Linked DNA regions of Homo sapiens: region 1 is linked to region 2. The links are chromatin loops, found by intact Hi-C in ENCODE. Cell type or tissue: IMR-90. All regions are shown on one strand. Each heading gives the region's core, and the rest is flanking DNA. Links, peaks and the distances in the headings are about the cores only.

Region 1 (4,465 bases), core at 1,238-3,737, 55 kb before region 2:
CAGGTTAGTTAACAGGTCACCCAGCCAAGTTAACACGTCACACTGACCATCACAGGTTAGTTAACACGTCACACAGCCAGGTTAACACGTCACACTGACCATCACAGGTTAGTTAACACGTCACACAGCCAAGTTAACACGTCAAACTGACGATCACAGGTTAGTTAACACGTCACACAGCCAAAACACATCAAACTGACCATCACAGGTTAGCTAACACGTCACACAGCCAAGTTAACACGTCACACTGACCGTCACAGGTTAGTTTACACGTCACACAGCCAAAACACGTCAAACTGACCATCACAGGTTAGTTAACATGTCACACAGCCAAGTTAACACGTCAAACTGACGATCACAGGTTAGTTAACACGTCACACAGCCAAGTAAGTTAACACGTCAAACTGACCGTCACAGGTTAGTTAACACGTCACACAGCCAAGTTAACACGTCACACAGCCAAGTTAACACGTCAAACTGACCGTCACAGGTTAGTTAACACGTCACACAGCCAAGTTAACACGTCAAACTGACCGTCACAGGTTAGTTAACACGTCACACAGCCAAGTTAACACGTCAAACTGACCATCACAGGTTAGTTAACACGTCACACAGCCAAAACACGTCAAACTGACCATCACAGGTTAGTTAACGTGTCACACAGCCAAGTTAACACGTCAAACTGACGATCACAGGTTAGTTTACACGTCACACAGCCAAAACACGTCAAACTGACCATCACAGGTTAGTTAACACGTCACACAGCCAAGTAAGTTAACACGTCAAACTGACCGTCACAGGTTAGTTAACACGTCACACAGCCAAGTTAACACATCACACAGCCAAGTTAACACGTCAAACTGACCGTCACAGGTTAGTTAACACGTCACACAGCCAAGTTAACACGTCAAACTGACCGTCACAGTTTAGTTAACACGTCACACAGCCAAGTTAACACGTCAAACTGACCATCACAGGTTAGTTAACACATCACACAGCCAAAACACGTCAAACTGACCACCACAGGTTAGTTAACACGTCACACAGCCAAGTTAACACGTCAAACTGACCATCACAGGTTAGTTAACACGTCACACAGCCAAGTTAACACGTCAAACTGACCGTCACAGGTTAGTTAACACGTCACTCACCCAGGTTAACACGTCACACTGACCGTCACAGGTTAGTTAACACGTCACACAGCCAAGTTAACACGTCACACTGACCATCACAGGTTAGTTAACACGTCACTCAGCCAAGTTAACACGTCACACTGACCGTCACAGGTTAGTTAACACGTCACACAGCCAAGTTAACACGTCAAACTGACCGTCACAGGTTAGTTAACACGTCACACAGCCAAGTTAACACGTCACACTGACCATCACAGGTTGGTTAACACGTCACTCAGCCAAGTTAACACGTCACACTGACCGTCACAGGTTAGTTAACACGTCACACAGCCAGGTTAGCACGTCACACTGAGAATCACAGGTTAGTTAACACGTCACACAGTCAAGTTAACACGTCAAACTGACCATCACAGGTTAGTTAACACGTCACACAGCCAAGTTAACACGTCACACTGACCATCACAGGTTAGTTAACACGTCACTCAGCCAAGTTAACACGTCACACTGACCATCACAGGTTAGTTAACACGTCACACAGCCAAGTTAACACGTCACACTGACCATCACAGGTTAGTTAACACGTCACTCAGCCAAGTTAACACGTCACACTGACCATCACAGGTTAGTTAACACGTCACACAGCCAAGTTAACACGTCACACTGACCACCACCGTGCTTGCCTGTATTAAGCCCTTGATGCCTGTGTATCTGTTAAAATGAAAGACTGTGATAGTAGAATGTTCCCTTCCTATCAGTGAGGAGATCATTTGATTCAAATGTGGGAAAAATTAAAGATCATGAAAATACATTAGCCATGATTATAATGGGAGTGTGGGGAAGGGCATGGTAAATATTTAGAATAAGCTAAACTTCTAATGAAATGAGATCTCCTCAGCTGGGGCTGGTGGACCCAGATGAGCTTCAGTGGGTCATGAACCTCCCAGAATTATATGGGGTGTGCGTTTTTGTGTGAAAGAGAGAAAGAACATTTTTTTTTTCTGGAATTAGAGTTCATAGCTTTTATCAGATTCACACAAAAAAGTGCGTTGTATTATAAATGTAACTACCTCATATATATGGTAACCAGGTCATCCATCAGTAGCAATAGGCCTGTATTAGGAGTCCTTGACGGTGGATCTAATAAAATCTTCTGTGCTCGTAACTCACACCTACCTGGATATTCTAGAATCAGCTCTTGGAGAACTCAGAGGTAATACAGATAGTGGTTCTTATAGGGATTGGCTAGGGCAAAATTAGGAGATGCTTGTTGTACCAAAGTCTACTGGTATGTTTCCTACTAATAAATCATGCCTGATGCCCCCAAGTCAATGACTCGATAGAGGAAGTGAGTGATGAGGCAGGCAGCATAACTCTGTGAATGAGCCAACCCCAGCCCTTCCCCTGACTTAAAAAGGGGTTAATGAACACAGATGGCTGCAAACCCCCCAAGCAGCCAGCATACTGTAAAACAATATTAACATCATTGCCTTTTGAATACCATGTCTTGTAAACCCCAGGATATGACAAGCCTCTTTAGAATCTTCTTTGATTGTGTTACTCAGACTCCCGTAGGGAAGTAGGGAGGGGTAGGGGTAGATACCAGAGGAAATGTGTAATTAGGAGTCTCTTAGAACAATAAGGGTTCTCAAACACATATGTGTGCAACTGATTTGTTGCTTTTGGTATTTCTGTTGGTGAGTAATTAACTAACCATGTTTTGGGGGCAGTCTGTGCAAGCTTGGGCAATCTGATAGTTGTGAACCATGGGGAAAGAATAGTTGCCTTTAGCTATATTTTCAGAAAAATACTAAGTGGAGATGTGAATGGAAAGGAAAGAACAGACTTTCTGGAGAGATGCCATTATGGTAATGTCAGAACTTCCTTTCAGTCTCAGATAAATCTTTCTTGTTATCACCCTTATTTTTAGTTTTACTCAAGACAGGAGGCCCAGTTCAGTTGGAGAGTGCCGTGTACACAGATATCCCTGCCACCTCCCCGGGAGAGAGGCACAGGGGCCTCTGCGGGACTCTGGCCCCTTATTTTACGGTTGTGATTCCTCCTCACTGTGGTGCCTGTGTGTGGGGTTTCAGGGAGAGGGGCCTTTTGATTTGACTGCTGAGAGGAATAGGGGTTTTCTCCTGGGAACTCTTCTGAGAGAATAAGCTTTTGACAAACACTCTTTGAAAGTTACTCTATGGCCAGATGCGTGCAGATCCAAAGATGGTGTCATTTGTGAAAAATGAGGCTGGCTTATGAGCTGGGTCCATTTGCACACAGCCTGCAGCCACGGAGTCCCTCAGCTTGGAGATGTGCTAGCTCCTTCTGTCCTGTGGGCTGCTGGGGCTTTGTGTCACTGGCATCAGAAAACAGAATTTGGCAGTTCTCTAGGCTAAGGGTTTCCAAACTAAGTGTCCTCTGTATTAACAACGAGGAGCCAAAATGGGGACTTTTCTATTTGTGAAGGGGATCCAGTGAAAATAAACTGTTTTATTTTGGTGACTTTGAGTATAGGAATTGTCTTCTCTGGACCTCAGTTTATCCAACTAGAAAAATGGGAGCAGAGGTGCCTAGTTATCTTTAGGAATGTTCTGTGACTTAATGAAGCAATATTTATGTAATGATTTGGTGGTGTAAATGTCCCCAGCAGTGCATGATGTTAGTTGTATGTTTGCAAAGTACCTAGCTCCCCTGGTAAAGGTAACCTTTGTAAATGGCAAGCTATGAGTATTGTTAAAAGGACATATGGCTCCACCTTCTTTCCAAAAAAGATCACTGAGGAATATAGGGCCAGTTAAATAGCATAGAAAGAGGTTCAGAGTGTCTTGACCTGGAGCAGTTTTTAAAACCTCAGGCCAAAACTCCACTAGGAAACTCACCAAACTAACCATTATGGTCAATTTCATTTTGAAATAAAGCACCCTAATTCATCTGTCCAGGAGTCCAGGTTCCTGTGTGGCCCAAGGTTGCATTCGGAGGTCAGAGTAAATCCTGTCGCTAAAGAGCCACTCCTTCTAGAAATAGCTTTTTTTAATGTCTGCAATTTCTCAATTCAGTTCTTTGACTCTTTAGTTCTATCCCATTTCTGGCCACAAACCTGTTTGGGGTTTGCTCCACCATAAGTCAACACATGCACATGCTTTCCCATCAGTTCCCAGAATGCAGAGGACACTGTAGGTCTGCTAAGGGGCTTCTTTCAGAACTTCTGGGGTTAACGTGGTTGGAATGTGTGCTAACAGGCTGCTCTCACAGTGGCAGTTCTAATTGGCTGAGGATGAGTCTTGAAATGTCACAGAAAGATTTATCTCTCAGCACAGATTCTCCCTCAACTAATT
Region 2 (4,465 bases), core at 992-3,491:
ACACTCAGTCCCAGCAAACGCAAACGGATGGGCTCACAGTGGGGATGCAAACAAAGATGAGGCGACTGAGTGAGTGAATCAGGAAAGGATGTTTTCATTTTATTGAGTGAATTAGACTAAGTCAAACCCTCCCTTAGAGTGTAAAGTAGAAGATAAATAATGTACTGGTGTGTGTTTGTGTGTGTGTGTGTGTGTGGTGTGGTATGTGGTATATGTGGTGTGTGGTGTGGTATGTGATTGTGTAGTGTGTAGTGTATGATGTGTGTGTGGTGGTGTATGTGGTATGTGGTATGTAGTGTGTGCTATGTGATGTATGTGGTGTGTGGTGAGGTATGAGTGTGTATGTGGTGTGTAGTGTGTGGTGTGTGATGTGTCTGTGATGCGTGTGTGGTGTGGTGGTGTATGTGGTGTGTGTGGTGTGTAGTGTGTGCTATGTGATGTATGTGGTGTGTGGTGGGGTATGAATGTGTATGTGGTGTGTAGTGTGTGGTGTGTGATGTGTGTGGTGTTTGGTGGTGTATGTGGTATGTGTGTCATGTGGTATGTGGTGTGTGTGTCATGTGTAGTGCGTAGTGGGGTATGTGGTGTGAGTGTGGTGTGTAGTGTGTGGTGTGTGATGTGTGTGTGGTATGTGGTGCGTGTATTTTGTGTGTTGTGGTATATGGTGCATGTGTGTTGTGTGTTGTGTATCTGTGTGTGCTGTGTGGTATGTGTGGTGTGTGGTGTGTGTGTGGCTGGGTGTATGCTGTGGTATGTGGTGTGTGCTGTGGTATGTGGTGTGTGTGCGTGCATGTGTTTGTATGTGTGTGTGTGTATATTGTGTGTGTGTAAGAGAGATCAACAGGGGTCCCAGGCAAGGGGGATGAGTGGGCTGTTGGCAGAGGAAGAAGCGCAGCCCAGCAAAGGTGGAGCCTCGCTTTCCATAAGCAGCTTGGGTCCCCAGGCGCCCCTGCGCGATGTGGGAGTGGGAGAGACTGAGTGGGCGCAAGGGTCTCGCCACCTGGGTGTGTGAACGAGTGCAGAAATACAAACAGCTCCGAGCCAGAGGATCCTTAGTCCATCAATTCTTTGCAGAAGAAAAGTCTGATGGATTGAAATTGTCACACAAGAACGCTGTGAACAATAGCAGGGAGATACTGTTTCTCTCCAGCCCAGCTGTGGTGAGTTACTTCTTAATGGCAAGGTAGGGAGACACACACCACGGACAATGCTGAGGGTGACAGGAGATGCCTGTGCCAGTTATTTATTATGGGAGAGGAAGGTGTTCCTTCTACTTTTTTTCCTTCCATCACCCCCTTCTTTTCTGTGATAAGTGGGGGCTGAGCTGTTTGTGTTATGCAGAGGCTGACAAAATGAGGCGATCAGATTGGAAATCAAAGCTCTCACCATGGCTGGCAGTGTGCGGGGACTTCGCAGCCACCTCCCATGGCGGGGGCAGGAGGAGGGGGAGGAAGCAGCTGCTGTCATTTCTCCCCTAGCAGTTGTTTTTGGTTTTACTTTTATTTCTCCCAAGAGGAGAGGAGCTGGAGAGGGCAGCCAAACTAGCACAAGAAAGAAAAGGAGAAAGAGGGCAAGAATGGAAATGCGGAAGGAGAAAGAGCCCTACCAGGAGGCAAAGGGAGAGGGAAGCGAGAAGGAGGGAAGAAGCCTCCAGAACGTGCCTTTTTCCGATTTGTGCTGGCTGCGACCTTGCAGCCTGTTTCTCTGCCAGCTGCCCCTCCTTTGCTGTGAGAGGTGTTTTCTGTGACCCGCAAAGCGTGGTTTAATTTACAGGGTGAGTTGGAAATGATTCAAGCATCTGCTCCTTTCAAATGTTGGGAAACTGAGGCACAGCACATTAAGAACTATTTAACTTGCTTCTTTCGGGCCTTATTGTCAGTCTTTTTTCTTGAGAGTTCCAGAAACTATTTCCATCTCCAGCTTTCAGGATGAATAACTTATTCAGGCCTTTGCTTTTCTGGTGCGTTCTCCCAAAACTCCTCCTATTTCAAACTGCCCCCCAAAGTCCCTGAGCCTGAGTCTTATGGGTTGACTCTGCCCTCTGGTGGATCGAAAGGTGGTGAATGAGGCAGAAAAGGGAGCTCGTTCCAGAAAAACATACCTTGGCAGGCTTCCCAGGAAAGTCTTTGGTTAAAGCAACCCGAACCCAAAATGAATACAGCTCAATATGCTGTGATGTATTAATATCCTGATAAGCGAGTCAGAATGTGTTTCCAAATAGACCTATTACATAAGTGGCAATAAATACTAACCCATCTCTCACCTTGCTGCGGTGAGCGCATAGAGAGGGATCTGCAGTGTGGGATTCCAGGCAGTCTTGGCGATGCTGACCTTCTGACGGATGGGGAGGCCTGAGCCCTCTATAACACAGGTCCCCTGTGACATCCACATCACACAATCGTGCCCTTTGCCCACCTTTTTAATGACTTTCTATTTTGTTTTACAACCAGCAATCTGCTGCATGTGCTGGTCAACAGTATCTATCTTTTCTGCTGTGGCTTGCTGCCTCGGATGCTTTTATGGGCATTGATTCCCTCCACTGCTTCCCCAAAGAGGTTCTTTTCCTTGAGCCAGAGCGGCATTCCGGCGGATTACAGTGTCTGCCACTCTGCTCTCCGATTTATTGCCATCCTGGGCTTTAGTCTCCCTACATTCACAGCCAAGCCTCATTCATTTTGTTTTCTGGGGCGAGCAAATTGAAGAAGTTGCTATTAATAGGAGAAAGAGTGTCATGCCGGCAGACTTAGTAGTGTCTAACGTTATAGCCTGCAAGTCCCAGAGCCAAGCTCTTGTCTTAGATCCACCCTTCCCCATCCAAGGGACTGAACCAGGTGGGATGCTGGCCTGGGCATTGGCTCTCTGAAAGATTTACACTTTTCTGGCTTTTGTCGACAAAGGATATTCTCATATTTGGGCACTCTCATCCATATGTCCTCTCCTTTTCCCTGTGACCATCAGTTTACATTTGGCAGAAGGCTGTCTGGGGTTGTAGATGAAGTCTGAGGGCAGATGGCTGGGGACAGGACGCTGGAGAGGAGAAGCACATGGCAGTGGTATAGGATGGTTTGCTTCTCAGCTTTCCCAGACACTAAAGTATATGAATCCAATTAAAGTTGTTCTGTGAGTGTGTTTTTTTTTTTACATTGATAAACATGTTTGCTAATCATTTATCACAAATTAAATAGTAGAGCAATTTCTAAACAATGTCCTACAGATAATGAATGTCTTTTGAATATGCATACACAATGTTACATCTCAACTGTTGCTAGTCCTGTTTACTCTCTCAGCTGTAGAATTTAGAGGCTGCCTGGGGACTGTAGAGAGCAGGACATCAGATGTTGCCTCTCCAGGGACCATCCTCAGATCTTTGTGGACTGGCCCCAGGCTGTCCAGATGTATATCTCCTTCATGCAGAAACAGGAGCCTCAAAGAATCTTCCAGTGGGTTATAGTTGTGGGTGTAGGAGTTCACCCAACCAACTTAACTTGCCAGGTGATCACACAGGTACAAGAGGCTGATAAGGGGCTGGGCATGGTGGCTCACACCTGTAATCCCAGCACTTTGGGAGGCTGAGGCAGGTGGATCACGAGGTCAGGAGATCAAGACCATCCTGGCTAACACGGTGAAACCCCGTCTCTACTAAAAAAAAAATAATAAAAAATAAAAAAATAAAATAAAATTAGCCGAGTGCGGTGGCGGGCACCTGTAGTCCCCGCTACTCAGGAGGCTGAGGCAGGAGAATGGCATGAATCCGGGAGGCAGAGTTTGCAGTGAGCTGAGATTGCACCACTTCACTCCAGCCTGGGCGATAGAGCGAGACACCATCTCAAAAAAAAAAAAAAAAAAAAAAAAAAAAAAGAGGCTGGTAAGGTCAGAAATCACTATCGACAGTGTAGAAATTTTTCTTTGGGATGGGTTGGTGTCACAAGTCCCAGCAGGTTATTGAGTGAACAATTCTCTTTAGAAAGTGCCGCTGGAAAAGTGTAGTTTGCAAAAGATGTGTGTTTGTGTGTGTGTGTTGGTAGGGTGGATAGGGTGGGGTCTATTGGTCATATATTCTAGAAGAGGAATTTGGAGGTGGCTGTATAGGGACTTGGTATCCAAAACTGTTTGCATTTCTGGAAGAGCAATGTTGTATAGTGCATACAGCTGTGTACGTATTGTTACTATTGATGCTCTAAGTGATAGTTTAGAACCAACTTAGGGGATAGTTTTCCTGTGTCTCACACATATATTGATTCAGAGTCTCTGGCACTATCCTCAGTAAGGTAACAAAGGGAAGCAAACAGATCCCAGGAGCCCTGAGTTGAGGTCTTGCTGTTCCCAATCAGCCGATGTATCAGAACTCTGGGTAACTTGACCCAGTAGCTTAGGCCCTGCATTCCCATTCTGGCTTTGAAGACAGGAGAAATGTATTTTAAGACAGAATTCCTAAAGACAGACCTCAGGTGGGTTTTTCATGCCT

The links. Hi-C counts contacts between places; a loop is a spot of excess contacts. Peaks named below come from ENCODE experiments on the same cell type or tissue, not always from the same donor. Only the 100,000 strongest peaks of a DNase experiment are listed, where the experiment ranks them.
Region 1: a loop joins it to region 2, with 5 times the contacts of the local background. A loop is called at or near these places in 5 of 110 quality-filtered maps.

Annotation. Positions count from the first base shown.
Region 1 is chr11:132,069,628-132,074,092 of GRCh38, forward strand. All of the region lies in intron 2 of NTM (neurotrimin), which reads left to right. LOC124902795 (a long non-coding RNA gene) reads left to right here. Exons shown (of 2, transcript XR_007062958.1): 1 at 1-1,338; 2 at 1,547-4,465. Among named protein-coding and RNA genes, the nearest start is that of NTM-AS3, 170 kb to the left of the region's middle. In IMR-90, for the core only: no CTCF peak of the experiment used is centred there; DNase peaks (open chromatin) are centred at 2,694 and 3,354; H3K27ac peaks cover 2,088 bases.
Region 2 is chr11:132,125,110-132,129,574 of GRCh38, forward strand. The region is part of intron 2 of NTM (neurotrimin); the gene reads left to right. Among named protein-coding and RNA genes, the nearest start is that of NTM-IT, 160 kb to the right of the region's middle. RefSeq lists enhancers at 1,232-1,281, 1,382-1,431. In IMR-90, for the core only: a CTCF peak has its summit at 2,046 (motif pointing left); a DNase peak (open chromatin) is centred at 2,052; H3K4me3 peaks cover 685 bases; H3K27ac peaks cover 849 bases.